Regions from separate parts of the Mus musculus genome. Here region 2 is linked to region 1. The links are chromatin loops, found by intact Hi-C in ENCODE. Cell type or tissue: heart. All regions are shown on one strand. Links, peaks and the distances in the headings refer to the core of each region. The heading gives the core; the rest is flanking DNA. Region 1 has its middle 66 kb from the start of Gm31307. Region 2 has its middle 190 kb from the start of Gm31307.

Region 1 (8,350 bases), core at 257-8,256:
TTTCTTCGTCCTTGTCAGATTGATTGTAGCAACTGCCTATTTATACTTTGTACTGGACTTGGAAACATCAAAAGACATAGCTGTGATTCTACTTCCTTCTCTGCATCCATTGCATATCAGTTGGAACATGTGCAGGACCAGCAAGCAGGAAAGCCACTGCATATGCCAATTTATTATTTAGCATAATTCCAACCACCATTGACAACAATAACTGCAATAATAGTGAAAACTCCATTTCTAAAATTAAGAGCAAGGTTAAATGGAAGGAAATCTTGTCAATTACGATGTGAATGACCCCAAAGGACATTGGGTTATGTTAAATAAGCCAACCACAGAGACAGATGCCACAAGATCCCACTTGTATGTGTAATCCAGAGAGGTGGGACTCACAGAAGAACAAAAGGACAATTCCAGACTGAGGAGCAGAGTGACATTAGTCCATGAGTATAGGTTACAGTTAGTTACAACTGATAAACTTTCGTATTCTATCTCAGCATGGAGCTGCTATAACTAAAATAGCAATGTGTACATGATTCAAAATATCTATGAGAGTGGGTTTTGGGTATCTTCATTACAAATGGTAAATATTTGAGATGAGACACACAGGAATTACTTAGTTGTTAGCTACACAGTGTTTACATCTATCAAAACTTCTATCACTATCACTTTATATCACCAATACATATATGATTACATTTGTCGGTTAGTTATAAAAACCTCCTTTAATATTCAACTCAGAGACTCAAGAGAATGCAAGTGTCAGACACCAAAGTAATCCAGTTGATTAACTGTATCAGTATTTCTCTAACAATAAGTATAACTGGCTTAAAGAAGAGATGCAGTTATAGGGGTATTAGCAGCCAATACACACCTTACATTACAAAATACAGTCCCTTTATACTTATCACAACAAATTCTACACTAGGGTGAAAATTTAACTTAGCACATCTTTTTAAATGTTCTTGTTACATTTATTTATTTACTGTATGTACATATGTGTCTTACAGGTACACACACGTACTCCCATGGTACTGAATGTGCATAGCAAGGGACAACTTGTAAGAGTTCTTCCCTAATGTGTGACGCTCAGGGATCTAACTCGGGTCATCAGGCTTGTTGTAGATCTCTTTACCCAGTGATCCATCCCACAGGCCCAATGTAGCATATCAACACAAAAATGTAGAAAAACACAAATTTGTAGAAATCCAAACTGTTTACAAATAAATCCCTGTGGACTCTGAGAGTGTACTTTGTTAGTTTGTTTTTACTTTGCGCATTTCTTCAAATGTGTAAACCACCATGGAAATAATTGAAATATGCCTTGATGCCTTGGTGAATACAGACTAAATAAAAGAGAAAGGTACACTGAGGTATAGGGGGAGATAAGGACACATGTCAGCAGACCAAGGATTACCTTAGAATTACCTAAGAAAAGACAGAGAGAGCTAGAGCACTTATTTCGAATTACAATCAAAGCCAAGCTTTTCATCGGAAAAAAAGGGAAACATTTCTATCTTTGAAGTTGTCCCAACCAATTCCCATCCTACAAGTCAGTTTGATGCAGACCAATCCTCCAGTACAGATGTGGTTGTTTGTCTGCTTCACAGAGGACCGAAGTCATTTCTATGTTTTATGTCAACTTCAAGTTAACATAAAACATAGAAAATCTCCAAAATCACTTGAGAAAAATAATCTCAATGGTAACCATTACCAAAAACACAACACGCTGCAGCTTCCCCCCGATGCACAAATTTTATTTGTGATAAGAATGCACGATGGGCCATTAAAGAAGAAGAAGAAAAAATTAGCGGAACAGCTAAAACAATTATGCAGGGTAATGGTTTCATCATCACTGTTTCACTGACTCACATCTGCGACTATATTGAATCTGTTACTAATTAAATAGGGGCATCATAGGAGATAAAACATCTGGACCAAAACCATGGCTAAGGTGCTCATGCAAACAGTATCTGTCCTCCACGCTTCTATTTTACTTGACAAGACTTTGGGAAAGGATATATTTTTCTGCCAAGCAAGAAGTCCAAAGTGGGATAATGCCTATAAATATCTATCTCATCTATCTCCTTTTATAGAGCAACGTAATAATGTAAGGAAATGTCTGTTAAAATATTTTTTCTCTGATAACTTAGCAAGCAAACTTATTTCATATCTACCCCTGAGGACAACATAAGTAATTTTTCATGTTTATAATTTATTTAGCTCTAATCCCTATCATTTTTAGGGAAGTTCTTCTTTTTGCTCACAGCCTGATAATATAAATATATTAAAGCATTATCCATAGCAAGTCGGAATCATCTTTACTTAGCACCAATTTAGAATGTTACTGGTCTATGTTACAATTCAAAAACAAAATACACAATAAAAGTAGCAAACTACTTAATATAAAAACCAAAAAAGCACATCCACGGTTCCCATTAAAAATATGATATAGAATGTGAGATCATGACAAGTCACTGAGGGGGGAAGAGCCAAGCAGGACTATTAAAAAAAAAAAACCCTCAAGACATCTTTAGTTCTCCCCTTAGCTCTCACATTCATGTGAAAGGGTACCTCACCATTGTCTGAACCTGAGTGTCCTGCTTTATCTATGTGCTAAAAAATGCAAGGAGGCCCCCAGGTGCTGGCCATGTGAGTGACCCTCAAAACACCTGCCCTGAGAGCACAGTCTTCAGCTGGGCTGCACTAAGGAAGACTCAAACACAGTGGGGTTTAGCGTTTCTTCACATTTGTGTGTAAATGGCTAACCTGCATGGGCTCTCATTCTTCCCCAACGCAGGACTGACATGTTTCAACAACTCCTAAGGTCTTTGTTAGTCATTCTACTTGAGACAATGCAGAATTTCTTGTTGCCAGCTTTGCTTTTTAACCGAGTTCATTTCCTTCTCCACTTGATGGTGAGCATCACACATATAATTACATCACTCAAGGAAAGACTGAGAATTAGAAGGAAGGAAACAAGAAAAATAGTAAGGCTTTTAAAGGAGAATGCAGAATAAAAGTAGCTTTGAAAGGGGATAATAGGCCTTCAGAGGGAAGGTTTTATCAAGCTATTAATGCACTTTGAATGAATATAAAATAAAAGATATCCAAGAGTAATAATTGTCTTTATTTTAAAATAACTGGGTCTAATTTCTCTTCCACCAGGAAATCAGAAAGTTCATCTCTGTCAATTCATGGTCCCCTGCTTTCTTTCTCTCTTTTCTTTATTTAGATATTTTCTTTATTTACATTTCAAATGTTATCCCTTTCCTGGTTTCCCCTCCAAAACCCCCCTACCCCTGCACACCAACCCACCCACTCTCACTCCCTGGCCCTGGCATTCCCCTATGTTGGGGCATAGAACTTTCACAGGACCAACGGCCTCTCCTCCCATTGATGACTGACTAGGCCATCCTCTCTACATATGCAGCTAGAGCCATGAGTCCAACCATGTGTTTTCTTTGACTGCTGGTTTAGTCCCAGGGAGCTCTGGGAGTACTGGTTAGTTCATATTGTTGTTCCTCCTATGGTGATGTAAACCCATTCAGCTCCTTGGATCCTTTCTCTAGCTCCTTCATTGGTCCCCTGCTTTCTTCCAGGGTCCTGTGGAGTGTCCAGAGAGATATAGCTATCGGGATATCAAGGATGGTGGTTCTTTAATGATCCTACCTGGCAATATTTGCTGAGACTCCATGTTGGGTTACATCTATCTTTCTGAATACCCATCCTGTACAAATGGCCCTTCCTAGTCCTGTGGATCCTCCACCCAGTCTCCATCCTACTTCAGGGCTGTGATGTCTCTGCTATTTCCCAAGTGTGATAGCGAGGCTTCTGTAGTGTTTAGCTTTGATTGTCAGCTTGACGGAATGTCAGTCACCATGGAAACAAAGCAGTGGACATGGCTATGAGGGAATTTCTAGACTGGGTTATTTGAGGTAGGAAAATCCACTCTAAATATAGAAGACATCTTCTATGGCCTGGGCTTTTGAAATGAATAACAAGAAGAAAGCAAGTTAAACATAAGTATTCATTATCCCCTACTTTCTGACTGTGAACACAAGGTGACCTGCAAAATTCTGCCACTATAACTCCCCCTCCAAGATGGATGAACTAAACCCCCAAACTGTGAGACAAAAATCAAGTCCCCCTCCCATATGCTGCATTGGTCAGGTGACTTACCACAGTAAGGAGGCAAGTAACCAAGCTACTATCTAATAGGGACCAGGTCTCCCCTAGCATGAACCGTGAAGCCCCCAGGGTCCCACCCTATAAGGAGTAGGCCACTTTGTTCTCTGACCCACAGCCCTTTCTGAATTCACCTGAATTCATTTTGCCAAATAAATACCAAAGATGAGGAAAGTATGGAATCTAAGAAAAGAGAAAGCTGAAAACTTGTCAACTTCTATTCAGTCTTTCTGGGAAAGTAGCTCAGATTTAAGACAGTAACATAATCTGTCTGATTTGAAAACTGCCCCTGCATCATGAAGATTTGAGAAAGTAGTTGAACACAGAGTTAAAAGAAAAACATATTGGACGATTAGACTTATGCTGATATACTTAATAATTGCTTTTAAAAATGGGGGGGGTAGACTCAAGGCTTAAAAATAACAAATACAAGTAGGAAATCATTAAGAACACGGTTGCTTTGGAGAGAAAATGTCAGTTTGACAGCAAGGTCAAAGTGCATTCTAAAATCTTAGCATCAGCAACAGAATGCTGGCCCTCAAGCCCAGGCTGCCTTCTAGGCAGCTAAGCCCAGGAGCATATATGAACTTTTCTCCCTGCTCTCTAACAAGCCCAGCCCTGGCAAGATAAAAAGCAAAACAAACAACCACAGTGATTATGCATATCAGGAAGAGTAATTTCCTGGCTGCTCGAATGTTTTTGGAAACATACTGTGGAAGGTGATTAGTGGTTTCAGCACAAAATGTCTGGCTGCTTTTCACTCGCTGGAAATTTGAAGTGGAGTTAAGCACAATAACACATACATCATCCCCACTAGTCTCTTAAGATGAGGACTCACAAAGCAAGCTTCACCTGGCATGAACTTGTGCCGAGCTGAGGCTCCTCTTATTCCCCCATAGAAGATAAGAATTGGCTGGAGCTCTCGACTCTGGCCATCATTCATCACCATGTATGACTGTATTAAACCAAGGTCTCTGACACAACTCCACACACAGTTCCAGGTCAGTCCTATAAAAGACTGCCAAAGGCTTAGAGGCTTTCGCTTGCTACTGCTTAAATAATTACCCCATTTTGTTCATTGATCATTGTAGAACTTGATCCAATTTCTGCTCTCTTTCAGGAGACTGACAATGCCCATATAGCCTAAGACTACAAGATGCAGGGCCATTCAGGTTTGCAAAGGCCTAATGAGCCCTCAGTTCTTTACAGGCAGACTACTTTCTGATTAAAACTTGGAGTTTCTAGTTAAATACTCTGGAAGTGTAATATATCTGGCGCCTTTACTGTGTCTGCTCATCAGCTCATTGTGGGTAGAGCTCCTCTGGGCTCAGTTAGAAGCCTCTTTTTATTTTCTATACAAATGCTCAAGGCCTACATTGGCGCACAGTTAATTTGCATTTTTATGGGGATGAACCCATTTGGTATGCCGAGGAGTCATCTGTGGATTTGCACAGGATACTTCTTTAAAATGCACTTAACATAATGAAGGATAGATTGCCAGATATTAAAGTATAGAAGTTAGTACAAAATATTCAAAACTGTGTTCTATCCAGACATATCAATCCAAGAAACAGTATCTCTTTTTCCTTGAATGCTGAAATCTATGCAATTTGGACAGAATATATACTTATATAAATGTGCAGGGTAGGAAACACACACTTGATTAGCTCTTTATAAGAGAGTGGCTGTTTTGTAAAATTCAATAAAAAAAATAATGAAGTTATACAGAGTATAAAAAAAGAAATACTAAAATTGCCAGAATTCTTCAACTGGTATAGAAACTCCCTCACAGAGGTTGTATTGAGAACTAACCCCAAAGCAAGGTAGACAGATTTAACAGAGCTTAGTGTGAGTCTCTTGCAGAATTGACAGAGAACTGTGAGCCTAGTGGTGAATGAGTGCTGGAGATGGAACAATTGGTCCAAGAACCAAGGCAGAATTAACTCCAAGGAACACATACATGGAGTGCTCTGTCTAAGAGGACAGGAAGGGTCAGGGAGGCAATCTCCTTTCTGAGTATTTGAAAAATTGAAACATATTTTTGAGATTAAAAAAAAAATTAAACAGAGTAGAATTGTTCATTTTTAAGCTTAATTTTTGTTGTTGTTTCTTTAGTTTGCTTGTTGTTTTTGGGGTGGCTTTGTGTGTGTGTGTGTATCTCTACACTCCCCATTTAAATAATTCTCAGGGTATGGATTCCTTGTCACTGAGGAGGCAATGGCCTGAGGATAAGCAGTCTTACAGTCACCTAGAAGGTTGTTAAAAGTTCACAGGATCCGACCTAATCCCAGATTTGCTGAATCAAAATTTGTGTTTTCTAACAAGTTTCCTAGATGATTCCTATGTGTGTGAAGATCTGAAGCTCGCTGGTCTAATGCTGTTTACTGGTATCTTTAATTCTTCAAAAGCTGTATTCAACCAGGCGTGGTGGTGCACGCCTTTAATCCCAGCACTTGAGAGGCAGAGGCAGGTGAATTTCTGAGTTTGAGGCCAGCCTGGTATACAGAGTGAGTTCCAGGACATCCAGGGCTACACAGAAAATTCCTGTCTCGAAAAAGCTAAAAAAAAAAAAAAAAAAAAAAAAAAGCTGTATTCAAAACCATTTATTTTCTAAATGATGTTATATCTCTTTAAAAAACAGACTTCAATTGTACTTCTCCTTATCAAAATCTTTCAACCATCTCCCCACATTTAGCCCTAACGGTATCCCAGAACCTAACCTTTATATTTCTTTTCTTCTCTTAGGTTATACAGAAGTGAACTCTCTCTCTCTCTCGCTCTCTCTCTCTCTCTCCCTCTCTCTCTCTTCCTCTCTTTCTCTCTCATCATCATCATCACAGAGGAATAGGTATTTCCAAGACATAAACAATATCGTTGCAACCACAATTCCTCTCTAATAATTATGTTCTCTCATCATCAGCTCCACAGAATAAAGTCTGTTGTCTTAGCACATTAATTAAAGCCTGGAGTCTAACCTCTGTGGAGACAGATCCGGCTTCCTTTCTAATGCTTTTTCTCCTGAACTTAACCTACAGTATCAACAAACTGCCTCACTCAGTTTCTTTAATACCAAGAAACTCATCTATGTCTGTCTGCCCTTTATGAATATCCTGATTGCTTGAAGATGCTTCCTGACCCTTATCCAAGCTATACAGTGATAAAAAAAAAAATCTCCTTTCCATTCCAAAATCAAGTTTAGAGACAGTTCCTCCCAAAACCTTTGTTTACCTTACAAACCATGGTTAACTACTTATCTTCTTAATAATTCTACTGCCTGTGTGAGTTAGGATGCTTTGGTTAATACAAACCAGAGTATTTAAGTGATTGGTTAAAAAGGAGACATTTAATTTTATCATATATAGAGAACTTCAGATAGGTGTAGGCATCTTGTTGCAGATGGGTCCAGCTTTCCCCACTGTCATCCTCATTGTGCCTGTGATGTTTCTCCTTATTAACAGCAAGATGACTTTCATCATGTCACATGGGACCTGAGTATAGAAATGAGCAGAGAATTAAGGTACCACCTTAGTCTAAGTCTTTCTTTCATTCTTTTATTTTTCCTGACCAAAAGTAGAATATATGCCTATTTTTTGACCAATTTTATAAGTAGGAACAAAGTCACCAATGCCAATGAAAATTAATCACTCATATCTAGCCAAATTGGAACACAAACCAAACTGAGTTTCTTCAGATTGAGGAGAAAGGGGTGTCATCATAGGCTATGTAGCCAATAGTGATATCACATTGGTCTATAGACCTTTATCCTTGACAAACTGTAGTAGGTTTTAAGGCTGGCCCCACACCATTTCACATTCTTCCTATATCCACAGTATTGTATCTAACACGAACTGGATGAAGTTGAATTCTGGAGCAAATCTAGGAAAAAAAGACCATAGTCAAGACAATAGTCTATGAAGATTAAGAAAAGGCTCTTCATTCCTTTTTGCCTCAGTTTCCCACCTATAAAAACAGATAATTTCTCTTCAAACCCGAAAATTGTTATAAAAATCATTAGACTACGTCTGGTCTTTGTTATGATGTTTAAGAAAAGAAAGAGTATAACCCATATCAAAATATAAGCCATGATATTTTACCAGCAAGTATTATCATGTAAGCCATATGCCAGTAGTTATGAAGTGCTCACCTCTGACAATCAAGTTTTACA
Region 2 (8,350 bases), core at 95-8,094, 120 kb before region 1:
CATACATATATACATACATACATACACACAAATAAAAAAAAATAAAATACTTGTTTTAACTTTCAATGAAATCAAAAGCTATTCTGAAAACCACTTTAACATTCACAATAACATTGCCTATATTGTTCAGCAGTTTTCTCTGAGAAGAAAACCTTCCATTTTTAGAGAGAAACTTCTTAAGATATAGGTTGTAAAAGGGAAGTACACCACAGGATATTTTAGGATAGGATGTTGTGGGGGAGGTAACAGATCGGTGGTTCTCAACCTTTCTAATGCTGTGACCCTTTAATATAGTTTCTCATGTTGTGGTGCTCCCCTGCCCCCACAACTGCAAAGTTACTTTATTGCTACTTCACAACTGCATTTTTCTACTGTTATAAATCATAATGTTAATCTCTAATGATGCAGGATATCTATCATGTGACCCCAGTGGGGTCGTGAACTAGAAGCTAAGAAGCTCTGAGGCCTCTGAGTACACTGGGTACAGATTAATAACTTGTGATTCTGGAAAATCTCATTCTACTGTGTTTCCATTCATGGCCTCATCTCTTTTATTTGCGATTCATTTCACCTCAACCCTGGGCTCTGTACTAATTTTTTCATCTTCTAATAAAGGAATAAAATAGTACCAGGATTATTCATTACAAAGAAATAAAATGGTCTGATTGGAAACTTCAGGGCATGCAGGACTTCCTATATGATGGTCCAGCATATAGGCTTAGATTTTTTTCAAAACCTACTTTTAATAAAAATATTTAAATGCTTGAACCTCACTTCTAGCTCACCACCCACCAGACATAGAGAAAATGAAAGGCTAATAGGGCAAAGGAGGACGCTGGCATGTTTAGGAAAAAAAAATTTTTTTTTGAGCAAAGTCAGTCTGTGCTGTCAGGATATCAGCAGTTCACTTCAGACAAGTCAGCAGCAGTAGCTTGATCCACTCACAAACACCATTCATGAATCAACAACAGTTCAATCCAGAAGAAACTTGCAAAGCTCTACCAGTCAGCTCGAGTATGCAGAAGCATCAAGAAGCCCCCAGGACAACGCCAGAAGTTCTGCCATGTGTTTCTCTCTATGAAGTCACAACAAATGAAGACCAGAAAAGAATGGCAAGGCGAACCAATACCATACAGCATTGTCCACTGTCTGTTGTTTCAGATTTATACCCTTGCCAAACTTCATGTGTTCTCTCGAGTATCCACTGTAGCAAAACATAATATGCTCCCTTTTGAGGCTGCTTCTAGAAAAAAATCATGTGTCTGTTTACAGAAAAAACATCTTCCCACGTGTCTGTTTCAGGAAAAAATATCCTTTCATAAGACAGTTTCCAGAAAAACATCACATGACACAACTGAGTCTCAAAAAAAAAAAAAAAAAAGAAGAAGAAGAAAAGAAAAGAAAAGAAAAGAAAAGAAAAGAAAAGAAAAGAAAAGAAAAGAAAACCAATCCAGAAATTTCCATTTCACTAGTAGCTCATGGGCCACTTGAAACATGGGCCTATAATATCTCTTTTATTTTCCAAACATTAATTTTTGTTCTCAATATCCTTATAGTGCTGCATATCTCATGCTTATTGTGGCTGCTTTGAATGTGAGGGTTGGATAGTTATTGATGCAAAGATTATGACTTTAACACTGTCAAATGTCACATTGTACATGCAAGGATGTTGAATAACGTTCTTTGGATCATCTGTGCTAGTTAAGTTATCCAGCCTCAGCCATATTGTGAATTTCAAAACTATTCAGAAAGCCACTGAATTTCTTGTTTCTCTTACCAGAGTGAAAGTATGTATGTCATCAGGGTCTGATGGCTCAACACTTTGGGGGCCTAATGTCTTTGCAGTCCTTTTCAGTGACTAATCCAGACCTCATTTGCATTAAGAGCCTTAACCCCAGTCATGGGTTTAATTTGTTTAAAACTATATTTAGGCCTTTGGGAGCCTGTATAATGAATTTCATTAAACAGAAAGATTATATAATGTACTCTTTTATGATTAATTAACTCTCTATAAAGATAGTAATTATAATTAAACTCATAATTTGGCTCGTGCATCATTATCATAATAATTGATCAAGTCTCTTTACCCCACAAGCCTTCAAACACTGCAATGCACATGAAACAGAAACAACCCTAGATCATCAAAAGAAAGCTGTTGTCACATATATTGCACAATCCACTGTGCCTTTCCAGTTCTTTCAGCTAATGGTCCCTTTCTTCACTATAACAATTTCTTTCCCCCTAAGCACTTTTATTACTGAAAAGATGACAATACATTCATCTGTAATGTTCATATTTCAGACAGGAAGGGCTGCATAGTTTAGGCATAGCAGGTGTTTTTGCTTTTGAAACAAAACAGGCTACTTCTTCCAGTTCTTCAACCTTGTAGGTATGGACCTTAGCCAAAATATTAAATATGTGGACACCATTCATCAGAGAGTCCATGAAATGAACATTTCAGGATCACAACTTAGGTAGCATTGGCCCTGGACAATGCGGAATACACTCACTGCAAAAATGAGGAGGAAGACTCTTCTTATGCTGACTGTTCACTGATGATCCCCAACCCACCCAAATGCCCACCAGGAGTTATAATTAATCTTGACACACAGTCATGTTCCGGATGTTCTCACGATTCGTCCTAAGACATCATTGTTCTTTCATAGCATGCTCCTCTATCTGGGAGCATACACAATGGCAGCTGTGAGGAAATGCTGCAAGGCAAAATAAACAGCAGCAGCATTATGGCTATTTTTAGCAGGCAGGATGGAGTCAGCCCCCAGCTGCTGGCTCTGCTCACACAGGCATGCACTGAAGCATCAGCATTCCATAGCACACGGGAGCCAGCCTACTGCAATAACAATTCCAAAGCCTTCAGAAAATCCTGGCTGAGCAAGGAATTCTCTCTGTAACTGCCACACTCAGGTAAAAGTTTTAAAGAAATAGTGGAAGATTTGGCGTGAATGTTGAAGTTCTATTCAAAACCGTTTCCTTAGAAATGGACTGAATGCATATGTATTTTCAGCTACTGTAATTTCACTTACTCGATTCATTTTCTAATTCTTCACACACACACATATTTCTTGAGAATGTTTTTCAAAAAGAGAACAAATAAGTAAATTTTAAAACTGCACCATGTATTGTTTATCTTAGCCAAATGAAGAGGTTCTGCTCTGTTTCTTTAAAATGAATGAATCAATCTAAGTAATCTAGTTTTCCAACTCAGGCTGGATACCTTCTGCTGTTTTCTTCCCCTGGACCCTGCTCTGCTGCTCCCACTGCATAACAGGCGGGAGCCACACATCTCGTCTCCCTGCCTTAGTATGTGCTGCCGCCACTGTCTGACCCAGAGCATCTTTCAGAGCTTTGTACAAGCACTGTCTTCTATGAGAAACCTTTCATACTCTCCTACACCAAGTACTCTCCTACACTTTTTCAGATGCCACTCAAGCAAAATTCCATCTTCATCATCACAGCTCTAAAACACACCCCATCAGCCAAGAGGAACTAATGATATCGTGTATTAGATGAATGAATGAATGAATGCCATTGTAGACATCAAAGTAACATTAGTTAGCCTATTCACATACCCATAGAGTCATCACACATCACCTAGTTAACACTAGTAGAGGTGAAAAGCTGAAAGTCTTTAGATATAAAGACCACCCTGACTCCATAGCAGAGCCTGGATTATCATCAGCTAATAAGAGGAAGAGAACAAAAGTCGATTCCACTTGCTAATTTTGCTTAGGGCTTTGCACAGATGTGCTCTATCATCTGAAGTAGACTCTGCAGGATGAACTGAACAGAATGACATGGATCAAGGTTTCCAGGAATGCTTCAGGTACACTGTAGGAGACAACAGAAAGGATATAATCAAATCACAGAGACATGGTATGAACTTGCCTATATTTGCAGTTAGTTCACACTGTCCACAGATCATTATGAATCTCATTAGGTCATTACTGTACCCATGTCTTAGGGTTTCCATTACTTCAAAGAAGCCCATGGCCAAAGGCACCTTGCAGAGGAAAAGGTTTATTTCATCTTGCATCTTGTAATCCAGAGAGATTTGGGCAGGACACCTGGAGACAGGAGCTGATGCCATGGAAGAGATTACTGGCTTGCTCCCTAAGGCCTGCCAGTCTGCTTCCTTACATACCTCAAGACAACCTGTCCAGAGGCTGCATCACCCACAGTGAACTGGGCCCTCCCATATCAATCACTAATTAAGAAAATACCACACAGTCCAATTTCTACAGTGCAATCTGGAGGGGTATTTTCTCAACCGAAGTTCTTTCTTCACAAATAACTCTAGTATGTGTCAAATTGGCATAAACGCTAGCCAGTAAAACCACCTCAGAGGCATTTGGGATATTTGGGAAATTTTTGTTTCTTTAATTACATTTTATCTCCTAGAATAACTATGCCTATATATTTTAATACTAAAATGTATATTATAACTATAACTTCCTTTTTATATCCTACTTAAATTACAGTTTAGGTGCTATTAAAACTGTAAAGTTCATAATATTTATGTACACTCTTTTCGTGAAATTAAAGAAATATTTTGCAATATTTACTATAGAAAAGTTCATTTCATGCCAAAAAACAAGATGAAGAAAATGGAGCTATCTCCCTGCCAGTTGCTTTAGTTTCCTAGTGGTCTTATTGAGCGCGTTCCTCAGCTACCACATCACTGCCCTGGAGGTTTAACAAGAAATTTGTTATGGTGAAAGATTTAAAGCAAAGACTGATGTCAGAGTTGCTGACATTTGAAAAAGACAGTGATATATTCCACTACGGAATTCAAGGACATTTCAGAGACTACAATTAAAATAATTTTCATAATATATATGTGTATATACATATACATGTATATATATAGTGTGTGTATGTGTGTATATAACATATACATATAATATGTATATTACATATATATTTGTTTATATATATTGTTGTTGTTGATATATATGTGTATGCACACATGTATATGTATATATGTCTGTATATGTATATATGTATATGTGTGTAGATATAGATATAGATACAGATATAGATATAGATGTAGATGTAGATGTAGATGTAGATGTAGATGTAGATGTAGATATAGATATAGATATAGATATAGATATAGATATAGATATAGATATAGACGCTAGGCATAGTGACCAAGTCGGTACAGGTGTCTTGATGCCAAGCCTGACACAGGCATACACACATACCCCCACACACACACACACTCATTAAAACATTTTCATAAGAGGATTTGGGAAAGTTCTTTTTTGTTTGTTTATTTCTTGTTTTTCCGCATCCTGTGAAGCAGGTTCTCACCCTGTAACTGAGGCTGGCCTGGAACTCTCTACATAACCAATAGCCTCAAATTCATGGCAGTCTTCATACCTCTGCTTCCTTAGTTCTGAGATTATAGGCCTGAGCTACATACGTGACTTTCCTTTCACTTTTTAATAGGTGCAAAAATAGAATTTTTTCACAATCCTGTGTTAACACCATTGTCAGTGACCCACATCAAAACTTCCAAGTTCCATTGAACAAGATGAGTTACAAGATATAGCATAGATTCTCTTTCCATTATTTGGCTGTAAAGTCAGCACATGCAGCCAAAATCAACTCTACCTAAGTATTCTATAATTTTCTTTCCATCATGGATAAATACTGTACATACTTTTGAACAAAAACCCAGAAAAATAATTATTATACATATCAAACTCTGATAATCAGTTAGAAAAGTTAATAGAAGGAATAAAAAATTACCCATGGAGAATTTCTTTGAGTGAATGAGCTGACTTTTCTGCTGCTGTGATATTTGGCACATGATTGGCAGTCAAGAAAAAATGGTAAGGAAATTCTATAGCATTCACATTTTTTAAAATTATTTGTTCTAATCTGTTTCTATTTCAGGCATTCTTAAGGTTAATTTACTTATTTTTAAGACAAGTTTTGTTTTAAAGAAAATTTGCAAAACCTATGCAGATTCCCAAGTACCCCAAAGCAATCTCCCTATCAGAAACAACTCAGCATGGTACAGTAATTATAACCTCAGAAGCAATTGTGTTCATTATTTACCTAGCGAATGACTTGTGCCTGTTTCATGAGTTCTATCTATTTTTCTGTTTCAGCAACTCATCCAGCATTCCACATTATACTTCACTGTTTTGTTTCCTTGTACTTTTGCTGGCAGTTCCTTACATTTTTATTGCTTTGGATATCTGTGATAGTTGATCTTGATTTGATGAGACTTGGAATCATCATGGAAAGATACCTCTTAACTTGTCAGTGAGGGCATTTTCAAGGACACCGAACCTCAATACATGCGCCTTCTAATGGCTGGCGCAGAAAGAGATTCAAGGAAAAAGTGGTTGCACACTTGTCTGCTTGTGGTTCTTTCTGAGTGACTGTGTCTGACATTGCAGTTGTCATCCCTTGCTGATGTCCAGACTCCAGCTCTTTCAGCCTCCTACACGTACGAAATATCAGTGACTCTCCAGGAATCTTTCAGACTTTCATCAATGAATGATGACTGCTGCTGCATTCAAATTGTGGATGATGCAGCTACCAGCTTCTCTCTCTCTCCAGTTTTAGTAGATGACCACTACTGAACTTCCCACCTACCATCATTAAGTAAACATAACACATACTCTGTGTATGCGCTCGGTGCGTGTGCGTGTGTGTGTTCTATTGACTCTGTTCCTGTGGATAAATCTACCCAAATTTAGATCTGGGGCTATTGTAATAAACATGTTTGTATGAAAATTGGCATTTTGGAACTAGTTTGCAGGAAAGTAAGTTGTTTGGTGAAGGAAATTTAAGACATTTTAACATCCAGGTTTTGGCACTGTAAGTTTTTACTGTTCTTAGTCAGATTTTCAGGTAGAATGAACAGAAAATTATAAAAATGTGCCATTTAGTGAGGAAAACAATGAGTTTAATGTTGCAGAAAAGGCAGATGAGTAGAGAGTAGCCATAATTACTTCATGCCATTAAAGAGAAATCAACAACTTAATACATTACTTTTGAACTCAGCCTCATTCAAATTTTCAGGACATGGATAGAGTATTCATTGGCAGATTCTTTGCCAGATATGACATGAATGGCCCTTATCCAAGTACCTAATAGACCTGCAGTTCTCCTCTGGAACCATATAAACCATGTACTGTCTACATTCCTACTGTCTCCCACACTCTGCACTCAAACAAGAGGAGAGGTGCTCTACCCACTAGCAGAGCCAACAGATGAAATGCATTTTAAAAGAAAGAACACAAAATGCTGCTAATGGTGGTCCATGCTCAAAAATAACTGTTGAAGAAGTATTCCCTCATACCTGTGACAGAATGGGTCCAAGCTACATCTGGCAGCAGAATTTAACAGCATGGTCTATGTCATCATATAGTATCTATGATTTCCTCCTTGTTGCTGTAACCCACCTACCTGACACTCCCGTCAATGTATTTGAAAACTGCCTTTATTTGTGTATTTCTTTTGTTCTATAACCATTAAAATTCATGAAACATTCTTCACATTGCAACCTGTAATTTAGGCCAATGTGAGTTCATGTTCCCGGGCTATAGTCACTTACATTTTATACTACAATAAACACTTATTGCGCTGAGAACTGGTCTTTCAAGAATACAAAACATGAGTTACTAGGTTAAGGAGTCTAACTTGAGGTCCCAAAAAGCTGCTGAAGCAAGACAATGTATAGAAGTGCCAAGTTTTCTAAAAAGATGGCTCTGAGAGATCACTGAAGAAATCTAAGTGAAGCTTAATTTTCATTAAAGACCCCAAATGTTGGGGGTGTCCACTAAAGAAAGCTACAGGCAAGGAGTGGCATTGACTCAAGAGAGATAGTATGCAAAATTGGAGTGACCGGGGCTTCTTAAGTCACCATAAACCCCAGATGTCAGAAATGGAAAGTAGATGTTTGGCCTGTTGCGTTTTAGTCTTTCCTTGTGTTTTCCAACCCTCCATTTTGGAGCAAGAGATAGTTAGTTATTCTGTTCAATTATAGATTGGGATTATGTAACTTGATTTTTTTTTCTTATTTACAGAGACTCACAAAAGAGTTTACCTTGAGACTCAAGAGACCAAATTTGGATCTGCTTATTGTAGAACTCCTAGGGCTTGCAAGACTTATCTCTAAGATAAGGCAAATATATTCTACATCATGAGATGACCATGACATAGAGAATAAAAAGCATAAAGAATAAAAAGTTATGGTTAAAAATTATCTATTCAGGTGTCAAATTGACCATGTCTAAGAAGTTTCCAGAAAGGATTATCAGAGGATATAAGACCACCCTAAATTTGGCTTTCAGTAGTCCATGTGATG

The links. Peaks named below come from ENCODE experiments on the same cell type or tissue, not always from the same donor. Only the 100,000 strongest peaks of a DNase experiment are listed, where the experiment ranks them.
Region 2: it touches region 1 in a loop (2.4-fold over the local background); 2 of 42 quality-filtered maps call a loop at or near these places.

What each region holds. Positions count from the first base shown.
Region 1 is chr12:68,580,188-68,588,537 of GRCm38, forward strand. No RefSeq gene overlaps it. Among named protein-coding and RNA genes, the nearest start is that of Gm31307, 66 kb to the right of the region's middle. In heart, for the core only: no CTCF peak of the experiment used is centred there; no DNase peak of the experiment used is centred there.
Region 2 is chr12:68,460,512-68,468,861 of GRCm38, forward strand. No RefSeq gene overlaps it. Among named protein-coding and RNA genes, the nearest start is that of Gm31307, 190 kb to the right of the region's middle. In heart, for the core only: no CTCF peak of the experiment used is centred there; no DNase peak of the experiment used is centred there; H3K27ac peaks cover 1,449 bases.